2 separate regions of the Homo sapiens genome follow, and region 1 is linked to region 2. A link is an interaction called in ENCODE POLR2A ChIA-PET data of the cell type or tissue named here. Cell type or tissue: PC-3. All regions are shown on one strand. Links, peaks and the distances in the headings refer to the core of each region. The heading gives the core; the rest is flanking DNA.

Region 1 (5,000 bases), core at 1-5,000, 230 kb after region 2:
ATATTTATTGCAGTGAAGAAGAAACTAAAAATATATGGAAATGAGGAGCATGTCCAAGCTCCTAAATCCGTGTGGGTGCATGTGGGAGAAGTGAGTTAGGGCCTCTTGAAAGGAGGCTTTTTGGAGAGGGGTCCCCCAGGTTTCTTGGTGTTCCTGCTTGGGGATCACTGCTGCTAGCTGACTGGACCTCCCCATTGGAAGTTTGTGATTTTGCTTTGGCAAAGTTTCATTGACTAGTAGAACTCATTCTGTTTTAGTGTATATTTCAATATAAATGTAAACATTTTGCTCAATTTGCTGGTGTCTTTCTGTCTCCTTTATCATAGTTTGGATTCTAATGAAAAAAAGGGATGGTTTTTCCCTGCCTTATCATAAGGAAATTGGATACTTAGATGATCCTGCTTCTTTACTGTGGAACTGAATGCACCAGGCTGACTCATCACTTACCTTCTCGGGCATGTAGATTGGTAGGGTGGGATGAGTAGGTATAAGGACCCCTCAGAAAGCACAACTGCCATCCTTGAAGTCTACTCTTTTCCATTAGATTGGAATAGTTTTGCAGATAGGTTAGTCTGGATTATAGGCTGTGGACCACCTCATCTGAACTGGGTGAATGTCATCAGTCAGTATAATACAGTGTTATTGGCCGGGCTCACGCCTGTAATCCCAGCTACTCAGGAGGCTGAGGTGGGAGAATTGCTTGAACCCAGGAGGCGGAGGTTACCGTGAGACGAGATTGCGCCATTGCACTCCAGCCTGGGCAACAGAGCGAGACTCTTGTCTCGGAAAAAAAAAAAAATACAGTGTTACTACAGCATAGAGGACATGAACCTTGAGCACGGACTCATTTATCACCCTTACGTCCCCAGGGTAAAGCAGCCGCCTCCAAATACTCTATCTCAGAGATAGTGAGACTAGAACAAGGGTCGGTTAACTGGTCGATCGGGACCTATCCTGATGACACACCAGCAACTACCAGGCCAGCAATATTACAGTGAGTTGGTATGCCGGTATGATGTTCCTTGGCAGCTAAAAGTTTCTGTGATCTTTGTATCATTTGCTTTATCACTGTTCACCTCAGTGGTATACTGTTGGATTAAAATGATTTGCTGCTTTAGGAGGAAAAATTTGGAGGTAAATTGAGACATTTTGTTTTTCTAGCTGCCCTTCCCCCCTCCCCAGTATCTCATCACACCAAGTTCCTCTCCACCCACACTCCTGGAGGCCTTTGTCAGCTGCTTGCAGGCCACACAGCAGCAGTGAAAGCAGCCTGGATCTTGAAGCTTTGCTTTACTGTATGTGGATTACCCCATGTGAACCTCTTAAATGGCCCAGAACAAGTGGAAGTGGTAGTAATGTGGAAGAAAGAAAAAGCTCCCTCACCAGCATCTGTACTTGAGGGGAAAACTGGACAAACCAACATGAGAATCTGTCCCCTAATTTATTTTCCAGCCATGGCAGAGATGAAATCTTAACCCAATGACATGTTTTTACATAGCTATAAAGCAAAGATCTTCAATGTTTTGCTAAACATATAATATTTGTGGCCTGATATTATGCTATGCCTTTTGCCTACTTGCTGGTTCATTCTAGCTTTATATATATATATATATATATATATATATATATATATATATATATATATATATATATTTTTTTTTTTTTTTTTTTTTTTTTACATTCTGGTCAAGCTTTGGCAGTATGCTTATAGTGGATTCATAACACATCAGTATACTGCAGCTTGCTTGTCAGCCACTGAGTTAAAAGATCAAGTCCAAGCCATTAAATGTAACATCTAACAGTCTCCATGACCTGGCCTCTTTAATTTGTAACCTTCCACCCTTTACTTTGAACTTTTCTGCCAAGAGCACTGAGCTTCCTTTATGTTTTTGCCCATAGTTGGGAGCCCCCTATCTGGAATATGCTCTTACCCCTTTGCTGGTCTAGCTCCTACTCTATTTTTATTTTTTGGAAACAGTCTCGCTTTGTTGCCCAGGCTGGAGTGCAGTGGTGCAATCTTGGTTTACTGCAATCTCTGCCTCCTGGATTCATGTAGTTCATGTGCCTCAGCCTACTGAGTAGCTGGAATTACAGGCGTGTACCACCACGCCTGGCTAGTTTTTGTGTTTTTAGTAGAGACAGGGTTCGCCATGTTTACCAGGCTGGTCTCGAATTCCTGGCCTCAGGCAATCGGCCCGCCTTAGCCTCCCAAAGTTCTGGGATAACAGGCATGAGCCACCGCGGACCCAGCCGCCTGTCTTCTGATTTCTAAGCCAAAGACCCAAGCTTTCTTGAAATAAGAGAGCTGGCTCATTTTTATCGGTGATCTTTGGAGGCAGAGATTTGAGACGGTCAAGTATTTATCTGCTTGTTTTCTGCAACCTGATGACCAGCCTTGTTTCCTGGAAAGCTCTGATGTTGGTTTCATCACGTGGCCAGAGGGAACCAGATGCAGGGCCTGAGTATATCACAGATATTTCCCAGTGTGAATGGTGAAAGCCCAGTTTTAGGAAATGGAAAGTGACTGACCTATCTCTAGGAGAAAGTACTGCCCACTTGGTCAGAGCTTATCTCGTTTGTCTCTCTTCCTGTTCTTTAGACAGTAGGATGGTGAATGCAGGGAAGCCTAGCTCCACTGTGAGTACTTAGGACAGTAGAGACCAAGTCCAGACAAGGCTCCCAAAAGGCTCAGAAAGCTCAAGTGGTTTGCCTAAAGCACACAATGCAGGGATTTCACTGTAGAACTTTTTTTTTCTTTTTTCTTTTTCTTTGAATGGATGAGAGGTTTTTATGTTGCCCAGGTTGGCCTCAAACACGTAGCCTCGCCTCCTTATGTGCCAGGGCAACAGGCCTGAGCCACCGCAGCTCCCAGTGACTGTAGAACTTTTTGACATCAAAGTCCGTCCTTTTTCCGTAATACCATGAAGCCATGTGACAGGTTTGAGACCTTCCCCAGTATGGCAGATTAAATCCTGTGTCTTTAACTGATTCCCAATCTAACATGCATCCAGTCTTTGCAGTCCTTGCAGGAAGAGAGATAACCAGACACAAGGGCAGCCCTGGGAAAGAACAGAACTTGTATGATGGAAAGAAGTGCTGAACTCTTGCTGGAGCTGCTTATGTCTGGGACAATTCTTTCTAAGCACCAAATGAAAAAACAGCCCTTTTTATAATCACAGTGAAAACAGAAAGCTTCAGGTTCATTTCCTTCAGAGGGGTTGGTTTTGAATCTTTTTTTTCTGGGTTAAAGTTATACCATTACATGATACTAAAATCTGTTTTGATTCTGTCTCCCACCCATAGGCATGGCTACTCCCTACCTCCCAGGTTCCTAAATAATTTGATTGGATTCAGCTAATCCATTTACTGTGATTCTTACAAAATCCTGCTCGAGTGCAGTCTTCATGTCTTTTGTGTGTGTGTGTGTGTGTGTGTGTGTGTGTGTGTGTGTGTGGCAGTTTCACTCTTGTTGCCCAGGCTGGAGCACAATGGCCTGTGGTCGCACACTGCAACCTCTGCCTCCCAGGTTCAAGTGATTCTCCTGCCTCAGCCTCCCGAGTAGCTGGGATTACAGGCGCCTGCCACCACACCCAGCTAATTTTTGTGTTTTTATCAGAGACGGGGTTTCACCATGTTGGCCAGGCTGGTCTCAAACTCCTGACCTCAGGTGATCCACCCACCTCAGCCTCCCAAAGTACTGGAATTACAGGCGTGAGTCACCGCCCCTGGCCATTTTTTTTTCTTTTTTTTTAGTGGTGTTTCACTCGTTGCCCAGGCATGCAATGGCGTGATCTCAGCTCACCGCAACCTCTGCCTCCCAGGTTCAAGCGATTCTCCTGCCTCAGCCTCCGAAGTAGCCGGGATCATAAGCATGTGCCACCACGCCCGGCTAATTTTGTATTTTTAGTAGAGACAGGGTTTCTCCATGTCTGTCAGGCTGGGCTCGAATTCCTGATCTCAGGTGATCCGTCCACCTTGGCCTCCCAAAGTGCTGGGATTACAGGCGTGAGCCACTGCACCTGACCTAATTTTCTGTATTTTTAGTAGAGACGGGCTTTTACCATGTTGGCCAGGCTGGTCTCAAACTCCTGACTTCAGATGATCCAACCGCCTTGGCCTCCCAAAGTGCTGGGATTACAGGCGTGAGTCACCGCACCAGGCCATCTTCAGGTCATTTTAACAATACCCCTGAGCCACCTGAAGCTTCCTCCCTGTCCTCTCACCCCAAACTTCATAAATCCCCTGTGACTTAAAATGGAGCTGGACTCATGGGTCCAGCAAGCTCCTCAGCTGTGTGTTGAATGGTCCCATTTCTTTGGTCCATTCAACACTCAGGCTCAGGAAGGGTGGTCCACAGGGAAATATAAGTCAAATAAGCCTTATGGCCCCACCCTGACCGCTTGAGGGCCACGGTTAGGGTTGAGCTCTTTGTATATTATGCCAGGGAATGCGGTAGCTGGACCTGTGCACAAGGCCAGGATCACATCCCTGAGGCCCCGACATCTCCCCTGTGTGCTCACAAGTCTGGCTTTGAGACACACCACTGCCTTTTTTTGCTGACTGCTGCAGCCAACAAAAAGGCATTCTCTCCCAGTGGACAGACCTCAGAAAGGACCTATTCATAAGTGCGGGGTAGGGCAGAGGGACTGAGGAAAGTTCTGCAGACCTGGGAACAGCAAGAAAATGTGCAGTTGCTGCCCTCCCACTCTGTAGACGCAGGGTCCTGACGATTCAAAAGTTAAGTCTTGAGACCTTGCAAAAGGGAAGGATCCCTTCAGAGTTTGCTTGGATGGATTTCTCTCCAGATATTGCCAGCGGAAAGGGAGCAAACAGAAATAGTGATAGTCCACAGTTGTTTGGTTCCAGAGCAGTGGTTCTCAAACTTCATTGTGCATAGCAAGCTTCTGGAGTGCCCCGTTAAATTGCAGTTTTCTGGGCTCCACCTCCCAAGATGAATTAAGTGTGAAGTAGGACTCTGGATGTGCGTTTAAAACAGGCGT
Region 2 (7,996 bases), core at 1,821-6,820:
ATTACTGAAGTCTATTTATTACACTGCTTAGAATTCATAATCTTCAATATGTCTTTCTCTATACAGTTACCCAAAAAAGGTGCTTTCCCCATGTCAAAAACTCATTTAACTAAGATGTTATTAAATAACATGCAAATTCCATGCTTGACTTAGTTATATTTCATTATGACACAATGAAATACATTTACTGAGTGCCTACTATATGTTAGACACTACATTAAACAAGGAAGACACAGATGAATAAAACTTAAACGCCATAATCAGCAATCCAGTGATGTTCTTTCATTCACTTAGTATTTTATTCAACTTATCAATAAATATTTATGGAACATGCATTCCCTGTAGGCACTATTTTGAGTATTGAAGATTTGGTAGGAAACAAAAATGACAAAGTCTTTAATGGCACGTAAATTTTATTGACTCAAGACAGTAAAAAAACAAATAAATATATGTCAGTTCATGATAAAAACCAAAAAGAAAAGTAAAGCAAGACAGAGACTACAGAGCAATGGGCCAGTAGGAAGAATGAGATTTTAGACAGCATGGTGAGCAAACACCTCTCTAATGAGATAACATTTGATAAGAGACTGGCAAGAAACAGGAGAGACAGCCATGTGGATATGTAGGAAAAGAGTAATTCAGGAAGAAGAAATGGAATATATGGTCTTAAAGCGGGAGCACAGCGAAGGGTTTAATGAAAAAGAAAGATGCCGATGTGAGGAGGAGAGTGCTAGGAGCTGTGGTGAGAGACAGCAGGAGACCAAATTATATAATCTTATAGGCTATAGTAGGAATTATAAATTTATTCCAAATAGATGGGAAAGCCAACAGAAGTAGCTCAGTGGTAAGGTCCCACTTGAATTTTAAAAGAATCCTTCTAGCTATAATCGGGGGGGAAGTCAGGGCAGATTCAGAGAGACTATTTAAAGGCTACTGCAGTGATCTTAGCAAGACATGATGGTGGCTTAGACCAGATTGGTAGTTATGGAGGTGGTGATAAGTGATTGAATTCAGCATATATAGTCTTCCCTCTCTATCTGTGGGCACCACATTCATGGATTCAATCAAGCCCCTTGGAAAATAGTCAAAGGAAAAAGAAATGGACCAGAGTCTAAATTACCAGTAAAAGACAAACTTAGAAATGAAAAAAAAAATTACTTCAAAAAGTGCTATAGGAGAGGTATGTTCAAAGTGAAGAAAAAAAGGTAATTAGCTATTTGGCAAAATCAGAGCAGAGTTCACAGGGGGAATAACATTTGAGATGGGTCACAAAAGTTAAGGAGGGACAAAGAGGGCAAAGAAGGGCAGCAGGGCTTTTACATCGGGGCCAACACCTCCCATTGATAATCACTTTTCCAACCAACTCCTCTAAGACTAGCAATTCCTTTACAGGCCTCTTGAGGTAAAAAGGGACAATATTCCACCAGGGATTAGGAATTAATGTAACCTCTTCAAGGTCTCCACTAACAATACTACGCCATATGTTTGGGCAGCTGGTATACTCCCTTTCTGCCTCTCTTGCCTTCACATTCATCAAAGACACTCACCGAAACCTAGTTTGTAGTCTATTGCGCCCTCCACTCAAATTCTGCCATCACCTAGGGAATGTGAACATCAATGAGGATAACTTATTTGACAGTTTGCTTCATGGTTCCTTTAGCCTTCTTTCTCTCCGGTGACCTAGAACTCTACCAATGTATAGCAACTATTCCTATGGCCACATCTTGAACTTGTCTTTGCTTGACATTATTTTAACTCTGAAATTCTAAACTTCCCCCTCTCTTATCTTAACCTTCTAAATTAGCACTATCAAATAAAATACAATGTGTGCCATTTATATAATTTCAGATTTTCTTGTAATCACATTTAAAAGTAAAAAAAAAAAGCACTCATTTTGAAAATCAGTAACTTACTTTAACCAAATACATCAAAAGATCATTTCAGAATGTAATCAATAAAAATAATAGCAATGAGATAGGGTACCTTCTTTTTTCATAGTAAGTCTTCAAAATCCACTGTGTATTTTATACTTTATAAGCGTATCACAACTAAAATACTAAGTTGTCTATAGCCAAGGTGTAATGTAGTTTTATCAAAATAAGAGTTGCGTTTAATAGAAAAATATTTTAGACTCTGCAGAGTGAAGAACTTGGCCTTACCCAAAGAGAAGGCCTGGCCTTCCCTTGGCTTCTGGGAAGCAGTCTCTGGGTTCTTGGAATGTTATGTCTGCTCGGAGTGTCTCTGTCTGGGAGCCTTGGGTCATGCCAGAGAGTCTAATAACATGATTTAGGCTGGGATTCGCCACACCCATATAGTCTCAGGGTAGAGGCTGGATATACATTGTTGGCTGCACAACAGCGTGACTTGACGTGTGGGCTTTGGGTCACGAGCATCAGTTGACCGAGACACACAGATCAATCATGTGAGCAATCAATCAATCAATCAATCAGGCTTATGTAAAATAAAAACACTGAACACAGAGGCTGGGCTGAGCTTCCCTGATGGGTACTGCTCTGTACACAATGTAACACATCAATACCAGGAGTGTAACATATCTTGTATCCACATGGAAAGGACAACAAAAGTTCTGCATTTCGTACTTCTCCTGGACTCTGCACTTCCTTCCCTGGCTGATTTTAATCTGTATCCTTTACCTGTATTAAACCAAACCGGGAGTATATTAGCTTTCAGTGAATTTTGTGAATCCTTCTAGCTATTTATCAAACTGAACCGGTTTTGGGAATTTCCTGAACTTGTAGGTGACAGCAGAGTGAGGGGTGATCTTGGAGACTATGCTCTCTTAGTCTGTAGTTGGCTAACTCTCACAGCTGGCCTAAAACTTTTCATAATACCTCAGTTTTTAAATTTAAATGTAAATTAAATTCAAAACTCAGTTCCTCAGGGGCACTAGCTACATTTCTTTTTTCTTTTTTTTTTTTGAGACGGAGTCTCGCTCTGTCCCGTAGGCTGGAGTGCAGTGGCTGGATCTCGACTCACTGCAAGCTCCGCCTCCCGGGTTCACAACATTCTCCTGCCTCAGCCTCCTGAGTAGCTGGGACTACAGGCGTCCGCCACCACACCTGGCTCATTTTTTGTATTTTTAGTAGAGACAGGGTTTCACCATGTTAGCCAGGATGTTCTCAATCTCCTGACCTCGTGATCCGCCCGCCTCAGCCTCCCAAAGTGCTGGGATTACAGGCGTGAGCACAACAGCAACATGTGGACAGTGGCTGTCGTGTTGGGCAGTGTAGTTTTAGACTTTCATCTCTCCAACCTTCATATGCCCAACACACTAACACACTTGCTTTTCAACTTCATCTAGACCTGTAGCTTCATGAATTCTTTTTTTTTTTTTTTTTTTTTTTTAAATAACAGAGAATTTCTCCATGTTGCCCAGGCTGGTTTCAAACTCCTGGGCTCCAGTGATCTGCCTGCCTGGGCCTCCCAAAGTGCTGGGATTAGAGGTATGATCCACCATGCCCAGCCAGCTTTAAAAATTCTTATTTAAGATCAGTCATCCTGGTCTCACTTGCCTTCCCAACCCACTTCAGCCTAAGCCCAAAAGCCCACACTTTAATTACATTATTGCTAGTGGCCTCAAAACCCTTGTCACCTGTTGCCTCTTCATTTGCACATGTCCTGTAAACTCTAAACAGGATCAGTCCAATTGTCTGTCTTATTCAATTTACACACAGGTAATTGAGCATTGGTGGTAGGGGAAAAAAATCACTCAATTCTGTATAATGGAATAACAAGTTAACTGTTTCCTATCTCTAAGGCCTTTAATCAACTTATTTAGCTATTCTTAATTGCCCTCTCTCTCATTCCTCCCTGCAGCTAATTTCACTTTCTCCATGCTGATCCAGGTCTCTACCCTCTCACCCTTAATTCATCTGATAACATAATCTGCTACTCTCAATAGAAAATTATATGAAAAGCATGAAACATCTTTTTCACATTCTTCTACCTAAAAAATTGCCTACACCCACATGCATCCTTTATCTTCTATCCTTCTTCATGTGCAAGGCTAATTTCTTGCAATTATGCTCATCCCTCAGTTCCTCATTGATCTTGCTTTAGAGATTGTTTTCCATATCAATTATTTTCAAACTCATCTTCCCCACTACTGCATCTTCAACCTCAACCTGTAATCAAGTCTCATATTTAAACGAATCAAAATAAAACAAACCCCTCCTTATTTCCTGTCAAGTATCAAGAGGGTCTGAGATCTCACCATTTCTGCAAGCTAATAACTCAACCTGCCACAATTACATGGGTGATGGCAGAAGATAGGAAACCCCTCTGTCAGAGACAAAAGACTTTGTCACTTACGGCACAGCAAGCAGCATGAACATCAACATATTTGCTTCAGTTCCCCAAGCCCTAATTTTCACAGGGCACTGCAAAGGGGACCAGATGACGCCTACACACACAGTCGGGTCCATTATAGGAGAGGAACCCTGAGCTTGGAGCTTAGGGAATCTTTCACACTGGGCAATAAACAGATCTTTGAGCTGTGGAGGGAGATACTATCTCTGTCTTTCAAGGGTGCTCACTATATAAACATCCTTGAGAAAACAGTCTAGAACAAAGGCAGTCAGTGCCTTACTCATGAAACATGAAGAAATGTGAGATATCCGTGGAGAACTCTCTCCCAACAACCTTGCTTCCTGTACAAACTACTGTCTTCTCCCTTCTTTCCTTCAGAGCAATGCTTCTCAAAATAGCACCCAATGCCTCCACTTCTTTAACATCTGTCTCCACCTCTGCCATTTTATTAATATTTCCCTAGCCAGGCCAGGAGCGTTGGCTCACGCCTGTAATCCCAGCACTTTGGGAGGCTGAGGCGGGCAGATCACAAGGTCAGGAGATCAAGACCATCCTGGCTAACATGGTGAAAACCCATCTCTACTAAAAATACAAAAAATTAGCCGGGCATAGTGGCGAGTGCCTGTAGTCCCAGCTACTTGGGAGACTGAGGCAGAATGGTCTGAACCTGGGACGTGGAGCTTGCAGTGAGCCGAGATTGCGCCACTGCACTCCAGCATGGCCACAGAGTGAGACTTCGTCTCAAAAAAATATATATATAATATATAAATTATTATTTATATATAATATATTATATATAAATTATTATTTATATATAATATATTATATACAAATTATTATTTATATACAATATATAATTATTTATATATTTTATATATAATTATTATTTATATATTATATATATATATAAAGTCAGAGAATATGCTACAACATGTCAACATGTTCTAGCAGTCAGAGAAAGGAGGCCCAGCAAAAGATACTAAGAAGGAACAGTCCGAACAATAGAAGAATCAGAAGTTGAACATTTGTGGAAGTCAAAACTAAGAGCTTTAGAAGGAAACAGTCAAGAATTCAGATGCTACAAAGAGGTCAAATGAAGTAAAGACTATCAATTTGCAACCAGAACACCATTTTTTACTTTAGCTAGGGAAATATATATATATATATGTATGTATGTATGTATGTATGTATGTATGTATGTATTTTTTTTTTTTTTGAGACAGAGTCTTGCTCTTTTGTCCAGGCTGGAGTGCAGTGGCACGATCTCGGCTCACTGCAAGTTCCGCCTCCCAGGTTCACGCCATTCTCCTGCCTCAGCCTCCCAAGTAGCTGGGACTACAGGTGCCCACCACCTTGCCCAGCTAATTTTTTGTATTTTTAGTAGAGACGGGGTTTCACCGTGTTAGCCAGGATGGTCTCATCTCCTGACCTCGTGATCTGCCCACCTCAGCCTCCCAAAGTGCTGGGATTACAGGCATGAGCCACCGTGCCTGGCCTCTATTTCTTCTTAAGTCAGTTGTTTCAACAGTTGGTATCTTTCTAGGAATTTGTCCATTTCATCTAAGCTGACTTTTTTTTTTTTTTTGAGACAGGGTCTCACTCTGTTGCCCAGACTGGAGTGCAGTGGTGCAATCATAGCTCACTGCAACCTCCACCTCCTAGGCTCAGGTGATCCTCCCACTTCAGCCTCTCGAGTAGCTGGGACTACAGGTGTGCACCACCATGCATGGCTAATTTTTCTATTTTTTTTTGTAGAGATGGTGTTTCACCATGTTGCCCAGGCTGGTCTTGAACTCCTGAGGTCAAGCAATCCACTCACCTCAGCCCCCCAAAGTGCTAGGATTATAGGCATGAGCCACCAAGCCCAGCTGATTTGTTGATGTATAGTTGTTCATAATATTCCTTTATAATCATTTTTATTTTTTTTTAAGACAGGGTCTTGCTCTGTTGCCCAGGCTGAAATGCATTGGCACAATCATGGCTCACTGCAGCCTTGACATCCTGGGCTCAAGTGATCCTCCTGCCTCAGCCTCCTAAGTAGCTGGGACCACAGGCTCATGCTACCACATCCGGCTAATTTTTTATGTTTAGTAGAAATGAGGTCTCACTATGTTGTCCATGCTGGTACTGAACTCCTGGGCTAAAGCAATCCTCCCACCTCAGCATACCAAAGTGCTGGGATTATAGGCGTGAGTCACCATGCCCAGCCCATTTTTGTTTCTTAAGGGACTGTAGTAATGTTCCTTTCTTTCACTTCTGATTCTAGTCATTTCAGTCTTCTCTTTTTCTCTTCTCTCTCTCGTCAATCTAGCTAAAGATCTGTCAATGTTGTCGATTTTTTCAAAGAACTATCTTTTGGTTTCACTGATATCCTCTATTGTTTTTCTATTCTCTATTTCATAATTTCTGCTATAATCTTTATTTCCTTCTTTCTGCTTGGCTTCAAGACACTAGAAGAGGAAGAACAAACTAAAACTGAAGCAAGCAGAAAGAAGGAAATAACAAATATTATAGCAGAAATTATGAAATAGAGGATAGAAAAACAACCAACTATAATGGAATGAAATTGGAAATCAAGAGTAGGAAACATTCGGGAAATTCACAAATATGTGAAAATTAAACAACACACTAATAAATAAATAATGAAACAAGACATCAAAAGTGAATTCAGAAAATACTTTCAAATGAATGAAAATGAAAATACGGCATACTAAAACTCATGATATGCAGCCAAAGCATGCTTAGAGAGAAATTTATAGCTGTAAAATGCCCACAGTTAGAAAGATCTCGTATCAATAACCTAAGGAGCTATGACTACAGGCGCATGCCACCATGCCCAGCTAAAAGCTAGATTCTTCTAGTGAAGTTTATTTCTCCATATTTACAGTGTTCAGCCTCTAATGTGATTCCTCTGGAACAGGCAGCTTCGGTATGCCTACAGTTAGTTACCTTGGGATCACAGTGTTTTTGCTAGGACTTTCTTCCTCTCATTTACTGACCATACTCAGCCGTTAAACTCCACTAGTTGCTGGCTGATTGCCCTTTTGTTTTGAATAATGCCCTGGGGCACAAATTGGTCTACAAACAATACAATCAAATTCTGGTTCCTTTGAAGAAATAATTTTTGCCATCAGTGTTTTTTTGTTTTATTTTTGTTTTTATTTAAGACAGGGTCTCCCTATGTTGCCTATGCTGACCTCCAACTCCTAGGCTCGAGCCATCCTCCTGCCTGAATAGCTAGAATTACAGGTGTGCACCCAGCCAGTGATTTATTTTCATTCTAATCCCAGAGAAGCTCTTTCTAAATTAATTCATTGGTTCTCCCCCTGCGAACTAGCAAACCTACCATTTGGCCTGTTTCATGAATCTCTTCTCAAATGTCCTTTACCACAACCTCCACTGTTCTTTTTCTTTTTTCTTTTCCCTCTACTGTTCTTGAGAGTACAATCAGGTTTGAACTTCTTCACTCCCTGTTGCAAATGAAGTCAGTTCCTTTGGGAAGAAATTAGGAGCTGTTTTATGGTTTGTTTTTCTCCACAGGTAAAAATCTCAGAGTTAGGGCTCTGGAGCTGGGGTTGGGGACAACAGCAAACTTCTCTGAGTGACGCTCCCACTCTAGGAACTGAGAGTTTGGTGGATGGAGAGCGGGGGAGGACAGCAGCCTGGG

Evidence for each region. Peaks named below come from ENCODE experiments on the same cell type or tissue, not always from the same donor. Only the 100,000 strongest peaks of a DNase experiment are listed, where the experiment ranks them.
Region 1: POLR2A ChIA-PET joins it to region 2 with 15 read pairs; 3 of 35 experiments call an interaction of 5 or more read pairs at or near these places.

The regions. Positions count from the first base shown.
Region 1 is chr11:117,170,753-117,175,752 of GRCh38, forward strand. PAFAH1B2 (platelet activating factor acetylhydrolase 1b catalytic subunit 2) reads left to right here. Exons shown (of 6, transcript NM_002572.4): 6 at 1-293. Among named protein-coding and RNA genes, the nearest start is that of SIDT2, 5.5 kb to the right of the region's middle. In PC-3, for the core only: no CTCF peak of the experiment used is centred there; no DNase peak of the experiment used is centred there.
Region 2 is chr11:116,942,039-116,950,034 of GRCh38, forward strand. All of the region lies in intron 3 of SIK3 (SIK family kinase 3), which reads right to left. Among named protein-coding and RNA genes, the nearest start is that of APOA1, 110 kb to the left of the region's middle. RefSeq lists a silencer at 6,451-6,510. In PC-3, for the core only: no CTCF peak of the experiment used is centred there; DNase peaks (open chromatin) are centred at 4,593 and 6,513; H3K4me3 peaks cover 241 bases; H3K27ac peaks cover 1,588 bases.